Regions from separate parts of the Mus musculus genome. Here region 2 is linked to region 1. Evidence: chromatin loops called from intact Hi-C (ENCODE). Cell type or tissue: left cerebral cortex. All regions are shown on one strand.

Region 1 (8,000 bases):
CTAGAATTAAAATTTTACTACATGTGCCCGATGAAAATTTTCCTAACAGATTTTTTTTTTTTAATTTAAAGTATTTGAGTGTATTGTTTGCTTACTATACCTCACACTTTAGATTATGAAAACAACTAGGTAAATTCTCTTAGGATACCATGAAAAAATAGATATACTATCCGTGAAGGAATATAACTCTTTGTTTCCTATATGTACCTTTGACTTTTTATTTATTTTTTCGCAGAACTTGGAATTAATTTTGATCACATATGGCAGAAAACCTTGACGGTGCTAAACCCAATGAAGCCAGCAGATGGCAGCATCATGAATGAAACGGATCTCACAGGACCCATCCTTTTCTGTGTGGCTCTGGGAGCCACATTGCTTATGGTATCTTCCGACAGCCAAACTGACATTTCTTGACTTGTCTTTATGAGTGCTACTTTTGAAGAGATCTCTAGAAAAAAAAAAACAGAAGAAATTTGCTTTTTCTCATGCCTTAGGATATGACCTTGTATCCCATCACATTAACAAATAGGTATAGAGATACATGACAATAACGCCAGTACTCGGAACCATGGTGCTTCCTAGTCAGCAGTCCAGCCATTCCATGGTTAGATACAGAAGGTAGGCTCAGTTAAACAGCCTCTCTCAGCACACATACATGAATATGTACATACAAATGCATACACACATGAAGACCCCTATACACACACACACACACACACACACACACACACACACACAAGTAGTTTCTTCTAATGCAGCTATATATTTCAAATGTGGTTTAAAAAGTATGTGTGACTACATACGTGATTTCTTACCCTTTGTTAAATTTAAAATACTACCCAGTCAGGGTACTGAATGCAATCTAGTTTCGGAGTGACCAGTGATCACATTCTTTTCCTCCTATATAACAGCCAGCGATAACAAGCTCCCTCCTTTTAGCACAAATAAAACGCCAACACTGTCTAACTCAAACCCTGTCAACCAGAGTGCCCACTTATTCTCAGGGCTCCCTTCTCTTTTTTACAGTAATGTGTTAGTCTTGATTCAGCTACTATGTAAGGCCATGGCAATTAATCAAATAGTCAGAAACAATCAATATAGTATATTAACCCATCTTTCTCTTGCAAGTCATTTGTAATATAACAACTGTTTGTTTCTCTGTGGAATATGTTACGAATACCATCTCTTAAAGGACAGTGGTGCTAGTGTCATCATCAAGATCACTCTTGGATGCATAAAGCTAGTAGGAGTTATTTAAGTACCTTCTCTTGCCTGTCATTCCAACCCTGAGGAGATGGGCATATAAAGTACACGCATCTGACCAGACCGAACTATTTAACAAGATCCCGTCTCATAAAAGAAGACTGGAATGTAGGTCAGTGGTAGAGCTGGTACTCAAAGTCTACGAGGTCTGGAACTTGATCCTCTGAACTACAGGGAGCTTTGGTTAGCATTTGAATCGAAGAACACTAAGCATTTTAGATCAAGATGAACTAATAAAAATCAATTGTCTAGGTAGGGTTTAGACATTTGAGGTAAAAACCCAGACACCTTATTTTCCATTTCAATATTAAACCTTTCTTAGCATTTGAAACAAACTCTTAAAATAACATTATTAGTGATACTAACTGTAAATTTCTAAGACTGTAGTAGATGTTTTATTCTTCTCATCAATCATTCAGCTATGCAGTAAATATGGGGCAAAAAGAGTTTCACTCCTGTCACACTCTATAGGTAATGCTTGGTTTAAAAAGCTACACTGGCAATACTTCCTATTTTTGTAGCATGACTAGCCTGTCCCAAATTGTATATATGTATATAAATACACATATATAATTTAATTATATGTAATAGATACATGTTATCAAGGTGTTTATTTTGGAGATTATAATTCTTGTTATAGGCGGTGGGTTTTTTATACTTTAACCAGAATCCTCAGTGACCTGGTGATGTATCTACTATGATATTCAGTAGCATCTAGTACACTTTCAAATGTTTTGATTTCTAATTTTTTTCTTTGCGTTGCTTCAGGCTGGAAAAGCCCAGTTTGGTTATGTATACGGCATGAGTGCCATTGGCTGCCTTGGGATTCACGCCTTACTGAACTTGATGAGCAACTCCGGGGTGTCATATGGCTGTGTGGCCAGTGTGCTGGGATACTGCTTGCTCCCCATGGTCCTCTTGTCCAGCTGTGCAGTCTTCTTTTCACTGCAGTAAGTGTCTGTGCTAAATGATCCCGCATGCACAATCTTTGTCCATGCCTGCCAGACCAGGAAAATCAGGAAGGTTTCTTAACATTTTGTCAATGGAAATGGAAGGATTATGCTTATTAAAAGCTACACATATATTCGGGGGTGGGGGTGGGAAAGTAGGTCAATTTGGCTGGGGAGCTGCTCCTATTTAACTAGTTTAAAAAATAAATCCAACCATGTAATATTTAAAACTTGTACCTTTAAGTTGTCACATTCTTCAATATAAACTATTGGCATGGGTAATATAACAACTGAAGGAAATTCACTTATTTGATTTTGGAAGAGTAAATGCCTGCTGAATTCTGACAAATTACTTCAGTGCCCAGGCATCTGCCTTCTGGGCTAGAAAGAACTGCTATTTCTCAGCTGGGCTCCTCACAGCAGAGGACTCACAGGAACCCTGATGAGGATATTAATTCTGGAGAACTTAACAGCATACAGGCTCAGTCAATACAAGTTTTGCCTTTTCTTTCTTCATTTAGGCAGCTGGCATTTGCAATTCTAAACTATCCATAAGGATACTTAGAGGTGTTTCCCACAGCACTTTCCCAAGGCTCTTGCATAATGCTAGCACTCAGTGATGGCAAGCAACAAACTCGAAGTTACCTGCTTGTCCACAAAACATGTAGAAATAAACCCTTACCCTTGTGCTCATTCTTTCATGGCCAAAGGAGATGTAATTTGCGCTTTCTTCTGGGATGATGCAGGACATAGGTTGTTAATGCTACACTGGAAGGGATATTGTCGTATGAGAGCCTATTCGTTCGAAGACAATATGGTTAAAGAAGCAAAAACGTATGATATTCTTGCTATCCCAAATAGTTATCTTTATGAAATTACTGAGAGTGATTTAAACATGCTCATTTTGCTTGATATGGCCTCCTTTTTTTATTATAACACTCTTGAGAATTACTGGAACCAAACACTGCTTTATCAGTGAGTACTCAGATTTAACAAAAGAATATGACAGGAAATGGACAATGTGAATGCATAGATAGAACCAGTTATGCTTACTCAGTTCTAGCCACAGACAGATACTGCATTTTGTATAACTGTTTGCTCTAGCAGGTTGCTCTGCTTACAGAGCTGTGCTCTATACAGAAGTTTGACAACTTTGTCTGATTGATTTTGCAAAATAATAACACTGTGGTGTACCATCTTTTTTGGTAAGAGTATTTTCAGTGTCTTCGGTATTTAGAGCATCTTAAATGATTTGGGTGCTAGGGACAAAGAGAAGACTGTTCATGTAAATTAGATTTGGAAAACCACTACATGTTTAGACATTTTTTTTTCATCCTGAAATCATAAAGGAAATTGAGTGTGAGCATCTCACAAGCGTTATGAAGTACTTGAGAAAGTCATGTTTAAAGAGGAGATATTTGTTTTGGCTCTCAGTTTAGAACAGGCTTGCTAAATTTCTTCTGTGGAGAGGTCGATATGGTGATAAGGAAAGTGTGATGGAAGAGACAGCTGCTCAGCCTGGAGGAAAGAGAACAAGTTGCAGGGGTTGGTGGGCCAAACTTCTTCCCTCTAGGTTCTGCCTCCAACGTTGTTAGCGGCCACCACATCCAGCTAGAGCTACCAATGAAATGTTTAGCCACTAGACTTTGTTAAAATCCAAAGTCACAATACACAAAACTCAGAAATACATTACATGAAACAGGAATAAAATAGGAAATGTCAATAAATGAGACTGATGATTACCACGACTTCTGCTTTTGCTTATTCTAGATTTACCAAAGTGTAAAAAGATCAGTCCTGAACAGCAGATTTGAATAAAATATTTTCTGGCTGCCTGAGGCCCTGTAAGCTCCTTCAGGTAGTCAATCTCCTTTGCAAATGGAGACTGATGCTCTGAACAGATGCACCACCTGCACTTCACAGGTAGTTCTGATTCAGCCCCCTCCCCCCACCCTTCAGGCATAAGGCATCTGTCATCTTTGTCTCTCCTACAGGGGTACCATAGGAACCATGTCAGCCCTGCTCATCATTACCTGGTGCAGTCTCTCAGCTTCTAAGATCTTCATTTCGGCCTTGGCCATGGAAGGACAGCAGCTTCTTGTCGCTTACCCCTGTGCCTTACTTTATGGACTCTTTGCCCTTCTGACCGTTTTCTAAAGACTGCTTGAAGTGACTTTGCAAGATCCTACCTGTTGGCTCTTCAGATTTTTCTGGAAGTGCATTTCCATTCAAATCCTGTGAGATAACTTCCGTGTTATTTCTGTTGCGAGAATATTAAGCAGAGAGACAAGACAGTGCTCAATGATAGTTCTCTACTAGCCTGTTGGTGGGGATGATGTTTTGATTTTTTTTTAGCCTGGAGCATTAAAACAGTTAAAATGTTTTGAAATATTAAGAGATACAGTCTTGGTGCTGATGAATGCTGTTTTTCTCAATAGACATGCTTCTGAGAAATTGTAAGCAAAATACCATCTTATGCTTAACATTTATTAACTCTATAATAAATATTTTTCAAAAACTTTCATAACTCTGTATGTGGTTAAAAGTTACAGTTTGGCACCTTTGGAGAGTTCAGAGGTTTTATCTATCCGGAGTCAAAGAAATCCCTTAATTTACCTTAACAGCTGTTATTCGGTGTCATTTAGATAATGTATTGGCTCAACACATTTTCAGATTCTCACTTCCCTCTCATCTGATCTAAATGCTAGGGTCTATTACTACATCTCTCCCTTGCATATATCCTAAGTAATTTTGCTATATTCTCTCTAAATAGATAAATGTACCTACAGAAAATTCCACCCATTTTGTATTAATGCTATTGAAGTTTTTGAAATAGTTCTCAGCACTGCCCTTTAATCCTTATACTACATTTTGGTTTGAAATTTGTTTTCCTACTCAGATGACCAAATAACACCAATGCTTTACTGCTCAAGTCTCTAATCTTTCTTCCTCCCGTATCTGTTATTTTGGTCCTATTTTCATGAAAGCCATAAGCATGTAGATCACTACTGCATCTTCCCACCGTACGAGAGATTCTACTGATGTCTACTTTGTTTCCCTGTTATCGCCTTCTTCTCTCCACATCTCTCTTCCCTCAACCTTCATTCTCAAAAGCACATGAACATTATCTACTGCCCCCTAACTCAAAAATTTCACGTGTGACCTATTTCTCTAGCCTACTGTATAGAAAAAAAAACTTTTGAAAGGGTTGCCTTATATCTGAATCTACCTTATTATTTTTTTACTCTTCCTGGTCATCTGGGCAGGAAGTTTCATCCTGTTACCATGACAACCTTTGTCAAATGGGTTATGACATGCCACACTACATCCAAGTATTTTTCAATTTCATCTCATTTGGTAAGTGGTATTGGCTTGGTCTTTTTGCCAGTTTCTGGCTTAGTGTTGTACTTCATCCTATATCTTTCACATGGATTTCCAATAGCCAATTCTCTTAGCCCTCTCCCCTTGGCTTGTCTTTCTTCTACCTTTAAATCATAAATCTAATATTAAGTTATTACCTGTGATAATTCAGTTAAATGGCTTTCAAATATAGTGACTCCAAGATTCCATCTGTATTGACTTCCTTGAACTCCTGGTATCTATACAATTTACACTTAATATCTACATTTGATTTTTCACATGATATCTCCTATATGTTATGTGATATGATAAGCTCATAATCCCTTGATTTCTATCCTGCCTTCCTCATTTTTCTTTAGAATCTTTTTACTTTTGTGGTAAGTGGAGTCTTGATCACTTTTGGTTTTCACCAACATCTTGTGCAATATTTGATTTAGCCTATCCTGAAAATACGTTTTAAATGTGACAGTCTCTCAAGAGCTCTTTGGATAGGATACCAAGTGTTTCTTCAAAGGTCTTTTGTGCGTCAGGCTTCCTTCTCAGACTGCACTTTCAGTGAGACATGATTGGATCATGAGGTCAGGGACATAATCAATGAACGGATGCATCGGTGAATTCTTAATCCGATGATGTCGCTGGGAGGAGATAGAAAGCAGGAGATTGGGCCAGCTTGGAAGAAGAAGATCACAGAGGTTTTGCCTTTAAATGATGTTTCTAATCTGTGCCCCCTGTTTGTCAGTTTGGAGTGAACTTCTCTGCTCTGCCACATATTCCTCACTAGGACTTTCTTTGTGTCTTACCCCACATAGGCATAGAATTGATGGGGCAAACTTTGAGTCCAAAACAAGTTTTTCTTTTCTAAAGTTGTTTGCTCAGCTCTCTTACCAAAGTTACAAAAAGTGACTGACACAAGCTCTTTCCCAGCCAGCATGGAACTGCTGGCTAAAGGAAATGGTCTACTCGCTGATTCTTTCCCTTATGCATTCTCTGCAGCAGGTTTCTTTATACACATAGGATGTTAGAGCCTTTGAATATGTATATTTATTTATGGTCAGGCCAACCCAAGGCCCTTTTATGACATTCATTTGTACTTACAGCCCCCCCTCCCCCAACCTCTTTTTCACAACCCACATGCTTTCTAGTCAAAGTCCGGCCCTTGGAATAACAGATAGCATTCTCTGGAATCCCGTTAAGAGTTGTAAATCTCTGGCCCAGCCCCAGAACTTCTGAATCTGAGTTTGCATTTTAACAAGATCCCAGATGAATTAGATGCACAGTAAATTTTTAAAGCGCTTGCCGGCATGACCTGGCCTTGTGACATGCTTTGCCTTCTTAACGTCACACCTGCTCTTCAGTTCCCTCTTCACTGTTCTCACTTTTGCTCTCACACTACACAGTTTATCGCCTCTGAAGCCTCATATTTACTCGGTTTACCTGCGGCTTGCTTCTGTCAGACATTACATATGATCCAGCTCTGTATTCATGCCACTTCCTCATCTGAGACTGTACATTGTTGTTCTTCTACTAACACACATTCCACTCAGCCTCACCCTATTAACTCTCCTCTGTTGCACACTAGGGTAATTAAAGTGGTTTAATCTCATATACCTCCATTTCTTTACTTCTATGCTCTCTCTCCTCATCCAGAAGATAAAAATGTTGAAGCCAAACTCCTTATCCCAGAAACAATATTCCTGGAAGTTTATTTCTGTTTCTGTTTTTTAAAACTACTTTTCGTTGCTCTTTGAAATTTTCTATTTCTATTTATGGGGTGAATGAATGAATGAATGAATGAATGAATAAGGGAAAGATTGACACAGTGATTGGAAATTAATACCTATGATAAATAAGACAACTGAAGCTGAGCGGTGAGTGTGGGAAGACTAGACAAGAAAAGCAAATAAACAGTAAGCAAACAAGCAGGATAATTACTAAAGTATGAGCATGCTCACATGCAAGCCTGTGGAAAGGAAGTCAGGATGGCGGAGGAGTTGAATTGTTGCCGTTTGTTTAATAATCCATTAGTAGACAAGTTAATTAAGTGTTGAGTTTTCTTTTGATTTTTGGTTTTGATTTTTAGCTTCATTATTCGTTTATTCGCTTTACATCTCGATTGCAAGCCCTACTTCTGCTCCTCCTAGTCCCACCCTTACAGATCCTTCCTTCAATAACCCCTCTCCTTCGCCTCTGAAAAGGGGAATCCTTGCTTGGGTACCAACCTATCTTGGGACATCTATCTCCAACAAGACTAAGCCTAGCCTCTCCCTCTGACCAAACAGTCCAGTCTGGTAGAAGGGGCTCCAAAAGCAGGCAACAGAGTCAGAGAGAGCCTCCACCTCAGTTGTTAGGGAACCCATACAAAGACCAAGCTGCACATCTGCTCGTTTGTGTGGGGAGGCCTAGGTCCAGCCCCTGCATACTTGTTGT
Region 2 (8,000 bases), 1.4 Mb after region 1:
ACAATATGGAATTGTCAAAGATGATTAAACATTAATAATTTATATTGCTTAACATTGAACACCTCTAAAACAAACAAACAACAAAAACAAAAAAAGAGCACAGAAGTAAAACTAAATGATACACTACAAATGCTGAACTGCAGCCAATGAGTCTTTTGAAGGCCAATGCAACCTCTAGGTGTCAGAAATTAAAGATCTTGGGAAAGGCCCTGGAAGTGGAAATAACATGCAACACAAACCACAAGCTTCAATATGGTCTCTTTATGTCTAGGATTATAGTCTGTATCCATAGGGACTGGGAGCAGGTAAAAAAGCCTAACCCTTGTGCATCTAGTTTAGCATCTAAAGCATTCAACTGAAATACAAGGCAGATAATACAAGTTGTCCAGAAATTATAAGCAACCCATTTCATAGTTGCCTGTAAAACATATGTACCCTTAAGACATGCCACAACCCCACTGCAAACCCCCTTGTCAATACTAATGATCAAATCCAGAACTTGAGCATGCCATATAATCATACTGCAACTGAAGAACACCATCAGTGCTTTCTTGTTTTTAAGACAGCATCTTAATAAAACAAACCAACATGGTGTCAGATTCAAGATGGCTCTGTCTCCACCTGCAGAGCACCTGGGATTATAGGTGTAGACCACCATGTCTGGTAAGGATTTGTATTTTTTTACGAGTTCAGATGAAATCAGTTCACCTTCAAGAAAATGGCACGTAATTCAATTACCTTTCCTCACCATGTAAATGCCACTGATACTCAAATTTAGCATTTTAAGCTGCATTCTTTCCAACAATGAAAAAATCTCAAATTACAGCCAGCTTGGCTGAGGGGCTTGGCACGTGCCTGTAGTCCCTGCAGTCAAGGTGGAGGCAGGAGGATCATCCTCAGTGACATAACAAGTTCAAGTCTAGCCTGGGCTACAGGAGACTCCACCTTGATAAAATAAATCTATTCTTTCTCTCTCTCTCTCTCTCTCTCTCTCTCTCTCTCTCTCTCTCTCTCTCCCTCCCTCCCTTCCTATCTCCCTCTTCCTCTCCATCTTTCTCCCCCCCACACACAAATGAAATAAGTGACAGGAATATTTTTGTGTGTTATAAATATGAGTTGGGGAGGAAGAGAGGAAGAAGTTTACAAACAAAGTTTGAGATCATTCAGATCACTAAGATGTGATGAGCTTTACCTCCCCACCCCCCAAGGAAAATCCAATAATAAAAAGAAAACAAAGATGACCATACATAAAACAAAAACAAAAAAAAAAATAAGAAAGTAGAACTACTTCTAAACAGGTCCACAATCTGTTTCCTATTAACGTTTTTTTTTCCCTGCCTCTGACAGGTGGGCAAGAGGGGAGGTTGAACCATTTAAGAACCCTTATTAAAGTTGGTTTTGAAAAGTCTAAGCCTACAGGGTCCATCACCTTTTATAAGGGCAATAAATATTTCACACTAGGTTTGCAACTGGGATCTCAAAGGCTAGCATGCAGAGCATAGTCCTTTGAGTAAAACAGCCACTATATTCATGAAGTCAGCTGCACTGTTTGCAAGAGCGCATCACCAAGTGCTTGATATTCCCTCACAGAAAGATGGGTCAGTTGAGCCACAGAGATTCTAGTCCCTCTCCCAGCCATTTATATGAAAGTATGCCCTAAGACACACAGCCTACATTTTGGGGAGGTCATCGAGTATATAGTCTGAGGAAGGTTAACAGAAAAGGGCTCCAGTTTTGTGGGTTGGGATTTTCTTAGCCAGAGCCTGTAATCCTAGCCCAAGATCTAAACTATGCTTCTTTTTACTGGATGTACTTTGTAAAAGAACAACAAAACAATAGCAACAAACAACTTCTCTTCATTTCTCCATGGTTTCTCCATATATAAAGAGATTCTGTAGGGTTACTCCTAATCTTGAAGAGATTTGGTGCACCAGGGTTGGGGGATACCTAGGGGAGATAAGGGTAGCAGGGATGGATGGAGTTCTACCAGATGGGGGGACAGGGGAGGCAGTGTTTGGTATGTAAATTTAAAAAAGAGATTCCATTCTTAATATAAATGTAAACTTGTCCTGGAACTTCTACTCTGTCAATCTCTGCATTTTTATTTATATAACAATGTGCTCTTTGGACATAACTGGGTAGAGTGTGAAGACTACTTCAGTGTATATGAAAAGGGCAGATACGGAAATTATGATTTTTAAAGACCACATCACAAACACATTAAAGAGTGCTAAATTGAGAAAATTCAATGTTTTGATATAAAGTCATCAAAATGGAGAAGATTAGAAAAGAAAAATGAGGGGGTTGGAAAGATTGCTCAGTTGTTAAGTGCTTCATATGCAAGTATGACAAACACAGTGGATTTCCAGAACTCATATGTTTTAGTTAATGATTAGCTGTCAACATGGTACAGCCTAGCATACTCTGAAAGGCTAGAAATTGCCTAGTTCAGTCTCTTTGTTTGGTATGATGGCTATTCCTGGTTGTCAACATGACTACATCTGGAATGAGCAACAATTCAGAAATGGAAAGCACACCTGTTGCCAAGCACACTCCAGTGAAGTCTGCTTGACAGGCTGAGAAGCCTGGGAGCACTCACGAGGCATAGAGTTTCAAAAGGAACTCACCTCCTGGAGCTTTGGCATTCTCATAACCCGTATACTCACACCCTATCCCTGCGTTAGTCTAGTGTATGGATCCACATGCTCTCTTTTAGTACTATTTTATTATAAGTGCCTTTTAAGATTGAATTCTGACAAAGCTAAGCCTTCGCCAGTGTTCCAAAGTCCTAGAAAATGCTTGAAGCCGAGGAGCTTGGTAGAGACAGTGAAACTAATTAAGCAATACAAAAGATGGAGACAGCAGCTCAGGGCTGGTCTGCAGAGTGTTGACTAAGTATAGTAGCCAATCTCAAACAAGGGAATACCATGAAAGAGCTAGGGAATCCCACTGAGATAGAAATCTTCAGTACAGGTTACATTGCATATTAGAAGCAAGTTGGTGAATTCTTCTGACAAATGGAGATTCTCCAGATACTTAAAAGAACAGCCAAGATATAAGAATTTATCAAGGTCTAGGAAATAGGGGGGTTGTGGTATTGCATTATTCATGAGAAGATCTGCTAAGAGCAGAACCCCCTAGTGCTAGCCATCACAAGGCTCAAAGGAGTAGCCAAAATTCTGACTAAGGGTGTGAAATCCTACCTGTCATTAAGCTGACCCTAGGCAGGACTGCTTTATCTTTACTGTAAACATTTACCTGGTTCCTGTAAGTCCCTTTGTAGTCATTCCTTTGTTTGGTGTCAGGTAACTTCAATGTACTTTGCCCGCTGTGACTTCCTACCCCTTTTATTTTCTGAGCTATATAAGACTGGTGTTCACTTTGTAACATTACATTCAGATTCTACACAATTTCCTGTGTGCATCTGTCTGTCATTCCCGCCGACTCCTTGCCCATCTGCACCCAGAGACCTGTCCACGCAGACAAAAGGGACCCAGAGGGTCTGCAGCAACCTGTTATCCAGTTCTTGAGGTTGGAAGACACAGGCTTCTGTGCCCAGATCTTGACATGGAGATCTTGAGGCATAGTGGCCATGAAAAGCTTGGACCCAGGCAAAGTAGAAGATGTTAATTCCAGGAGACTGAGGCAAGCAGATCTCTGATTTCAAGGTCAGTCTAGGACACAAAGCAAGTTCTAGATCCAGGAGTGGTACATACCTTTAATCTGGGCCATACTTTCTGTTGGAGTCCTACATAAAAACATAAAGACATAAAGACACTGGAAGAAGGAAGACTACTTGCACTGACTTGCCAGCACATCTGTTGGGACCTACTTCTATGGAAGACCTGATGAAACAACTAGCCTGTGGGACCAAGCAATGACTAGGTTTTGAACTTCCCACTCACAGCTATCAATTGTTGGGTTAGTTGAACTGCAAACTGTAAATCATTACAATAAATTCCCCTAATATAGAGAGACATTATATAAGTTCTGTGACTCTAGAAAACTCTAATACAGTTGGCATGTCTGTGAGGTGTACCATGATTGCTAATTGATAAGGAGGAATTAGCCCACTGTGAGCATCACCATTCCTAGGCAGGTAATGTGTGTGTGTGTGTGTGTGTGTGTGTGTGTGTGTGTGTGTGTAGTTTCTCCAAAGAAACCAGAAATATCCACTTCAGGACCCAGTAAGTTCTTGTGTGAAAAATATTCGCCAGGGTACCTGTTACAGCATATTAAGTAAATGCGAGCTCTAAAATATCTGTTAACCTCTTCTACTTTAAAATGAGAGTTTGGGATAATGGGGGAAATCTCTACTTGGTGAGGTCCTGGTGTCATAATGACTAAAGAACTAAGATTAGGTCCCCAGAACTACAGGAAGAAGGTGCACATGGGTATGAGTCTCCTGGAATCCCTTCAACGTGACTGTTCATTAATAAACCTACTTTTGCTCCATAACAAAAAAGCAAAGTAGTATTATACACTTCTTACCTTAGTGTTGGCAGAGTTGAATGAAACAGATCTCCAGAACTCACTGGCTAGCAGATCTAGCCAATTTGTAAGTGCTAGGCTAAGTTAAAGACCCTGTCTCAAAAAATAAGGTATAGAATGATAGAAAGGTCACAGATGCACATCCAGCCTCCTTACGATCACGTTGTTTCTTCTAGGAGCTACTGAAGCCTGAGAGGGGCTGCCACATCTTTTGAGCAAGTCCCAGACTCAGAATGCACAGGCTGACCTTGAACTCAGGAACCTGCCTGCATTTAAATGTGCATGGTTTTATATCTTTATGACAAGGTGGCTCATAGTGCAGCTGCCTATGTTCCTTCAAATCTGTGAAGCCCCTTATACAATTCATATTGCATCCTTATATTTTGCACAGTTGAGAAATTGAATATTTTTGAACTCATGTTTTCAGCATTCCTTCTCACAGCCTTAAGGGCTATCCTGAAGGTCACAGTATGCCACCATTTTGCTGAGACATAGACATGCTCTCACCTCCCCGATCTCTGATTATCACAGAGTTATTAACCTCGCCAGAGAGGTCATACTTGGAGGAACATGAACAAAATACAGACACTGTTACACAGACAAGCCTTACACCACAGCAACCAACAACATTGTGGGGGCCCACACCCTGCTGTCTCTGTTCCAGGGACAAGAAACCATGTCATACTGTCCCTTATGTGGCCATGCCAGACTGGGCAAGTCAGGGCACAACCTGTGTGAGTATATATGATTTAGGCCCAACAAAATCAGAATTTGCCAACCTGTTTTGTGTATGAAGTAAACTTCAAATATTTTAAATTTCTCATAAATGGCAGAAAAGAAGAATAAATATAATTTAAGTCTATTACATGACATTATCTACATAAAAGGCACTGGACCTATGGATGATCATTTCCTGTTAATATAGAGTGCTTGTACATGCATATCATTTAAGGTATAAATGACATACAAGACAGTTGAGACAAAAAACTGGCTACCCACAACAGGAGTCTAAGTTAATCTGTGTAGGATTAAGGTAAAGGAAGAGATATAAACAACATTCAGGAAGACATAACACACTTATGATTTAAGAGATTGTGACGAAAGATGTTCATATTATGGTAAGGCAGAGATGCAAGCCTATATATCCACATTGTAATCTACTGACAGTCCACTAATGCACTGGCTTAAAATTTGTGGTATTTACTGACGATTATACTTTTATACAAGCAACATATTATTTTGGCAACTTTGGTAATTGCAATTGTGTACATATATCACAGAGTCATCTTTATAACATCATAATTAAGGATGCTAGCTCTCTATAATAAATCTACATGCAGTATTTCTGAGTTTGCTTTATAAATTCACAAGGAAAGGATTATTTGACTACAATTTTGGGACAAAAAAATAAAACTTGATCACACACACACACACACACACACACACACACACAAATCTATAGGCTTACTAGAATTATATAGTACATCTTCAAAATGCACAGAATATTTATACATCAAAATTTCTTCCCACACATTAAAAACACAAGTTAGAAAATCTAGGATGATTTATTCTCCAAGCAACTTTAAGTCAAAGTTAAAGATGACTTATTAAGGTCATAAAATCACACTGGATGTTGAAATTTATGGCTTTGCTTTGTTCCCTGTCATTTTGTAACCAAAGCTATTTCTACCCTGCCATAATGTGTACTTTTAATCAGACAGGATTAGCCACAGCAGGGCAAACCGCAAGTCATGAGGACAGAGGACTATAACTCTATGTAAGTAATGGGTTTCTATGGTGCTCCATCTAAATCAAGATTTATTCACCAAATTTTCTACTTCTCTTTCTTAGTAATTTTTCCTCTAAGGAAATCATTTTGACCCCTAAATTTCATCCTTAAAAACATAATTTTAAATGTGTGATTTACCTGCATACTTTGAATGCAACAAACATTAGGCAAAAAGCAAAATCAAACAAACAACAACAAAAACTATATACTCTTGACTTATTAAAAAATTTCTCTTGGATAAAGCAGCATGATAAAGAAATCTAAAGGCCTGAGCAGTTTCATAGTTCAGGCGTCTGCATCTGCTTTAGGCTGGAGGTACCAGTTAAAGCCTTTGTCTGCATCACTCCCCAGTACCATAGTTTGCTTTGAAGCAACTCAGGGTCCTCACAGTCAATAAAATTTTGTCATGATATGGTTGTAAAATTCTTGATCTTATAATCCTATCGACAACTCTTCTAATTCTTCAAAGATGATGTTCTGTTTAATTGATTAAATTATCAGAGGTATAATTGTTCTTCCTCTCCTTAAATGAGAAAGATCATCAAACATTTGAAGTGTCATTGCCTGATTTACTAATTCATTTTATTAATGCGAAGAGCAGCATACCTATACTATGAATTCTCATTCAGGTTCTAATGCACTCTCGGTTTAACAAGACTCATACAACCTGTGGCTTTTCCCCAATGCTCAGCTGTCTGCCCCATGCATGGTTTTCCTGAGCAACGATGGGAACCTAGCGCTGCCTAGTGGTCAATGGTTAGTAGTGATGATAACTTTTTCTGGCAAAGTCTAAAACAATAGAAAGAAAAATTACTCAGCCTTTCTTTTCTCTCTAAACAAAAGAAGCACCTTAAATGAACCATCTCTACATTTGAAAACATATATGTAAAAATATGTTTACAATTATAACAAAATTATCTTGTGAAAATTGTCCAAAGCAGAGACTTTGAAATGCATTGCTGAACAGCTTTTGTGTTCTTATCTGTTCTGTGTTGTTCTGAGAACACAATTCCACAGCAGCAATATTTTATATCCAGAATTATCTATGAAGTGAACCATAGCTTGAAATATTAATGTCTGACAATGAGGAATCATTGGTACTGTTTTTGCCTTGGATGAAGAAACATGATGCTAGGTAGGAAGGACTAAATAAAACACTGCAATATTTTTATGTATATGGCACAGATGTTCATAAAGTTCATAAGATGGGGAAGATTATGAGTGAAAGACTGAGAAATCACTTGGAAAGTGCAAATGCAGGATTAGCCTTCTGCATAAAAACACAACAAGAAGAACACTGAGAAGCCATGAACCCAAGACTTATGAACCCATGAACCCTTGAGCCATAGCCCACAGAGCTATGCTGTGATTCCCTCACATGCCATCTCCTTGTGGGATCCCTTAAACTATAAAAACAAACCCAGAGGGATGTGTGTGTGTGTGTGTGTGTGTGTGTGTGTGTGTGTACAAACAATAGTACAACAGAGGCAGATTCCTGGGCATTGATTACTAGTCAACCCAGCCTACTTTGTGATTTTCAGGTAAAGGAGAGACCCTTTCTTAAAGATGGACAGTGGCTAAGGAATGACATCCAACATTGACATCTGGCCTTCACACGCACACATTCATACATTTGTAAACACAGGCATGCCCACACACAGGCACACAAGCAACTCATTCACTCCCAGATGGAATGACAGTAAGGATGAAACTTTATTTA

Evidence for each region. A loop is a pair of places that touch in the nucleus more often than their neighbours do. Peaks named below come from ENCODE experiments on the same cell type or tissue, not always from the same donor. Only the 100,000 strongest peaks of a DNase experiment are listed, where the experiment ranks them.
Region 2: a loop joins it to region 1, with 4 times the contacts of the local background. A loop is called at or near these places in 14 of 42 quality-filtered maps.

Annotation. Positions count from the first base shown.
Region 1 is chr5:69,513,406-69,521,405 of GRCm38, reverse strand. Yipf7 (Yip1 domain family, member 7) reads left to right here. Exons shown (of 6, transcript NM_023784.5): 4 at 236-381; 5 at 2,032-2,213; 6 at 4,208-4,736. The coding sequence ends at 4,370. Among named protein-coding and RNA genes, the nearest start is that of Yipf7, 25 kb to the left of the region's middle. In left cerebral cortex, a CTCF peak has its summit at 283 (motif pointing right); a DNase peak (open chromatin) is centred at 312.
Region 2 is chr5:68,127,621-68,135,620 of GRCm38, reverse strand. The region is part of intron 2 of Grxcr1 (glutaredoxin, cysteine rich 1); the gene reads right to left. Among named protein-coding and RNA genes, the nearest start is that of Grxcr1, 100 kb to the right of the region's middle. In left cerebral cortex, a CTCF peak has its summit at 7,032; a DNase peak (open chromatin) is centred at 7,002.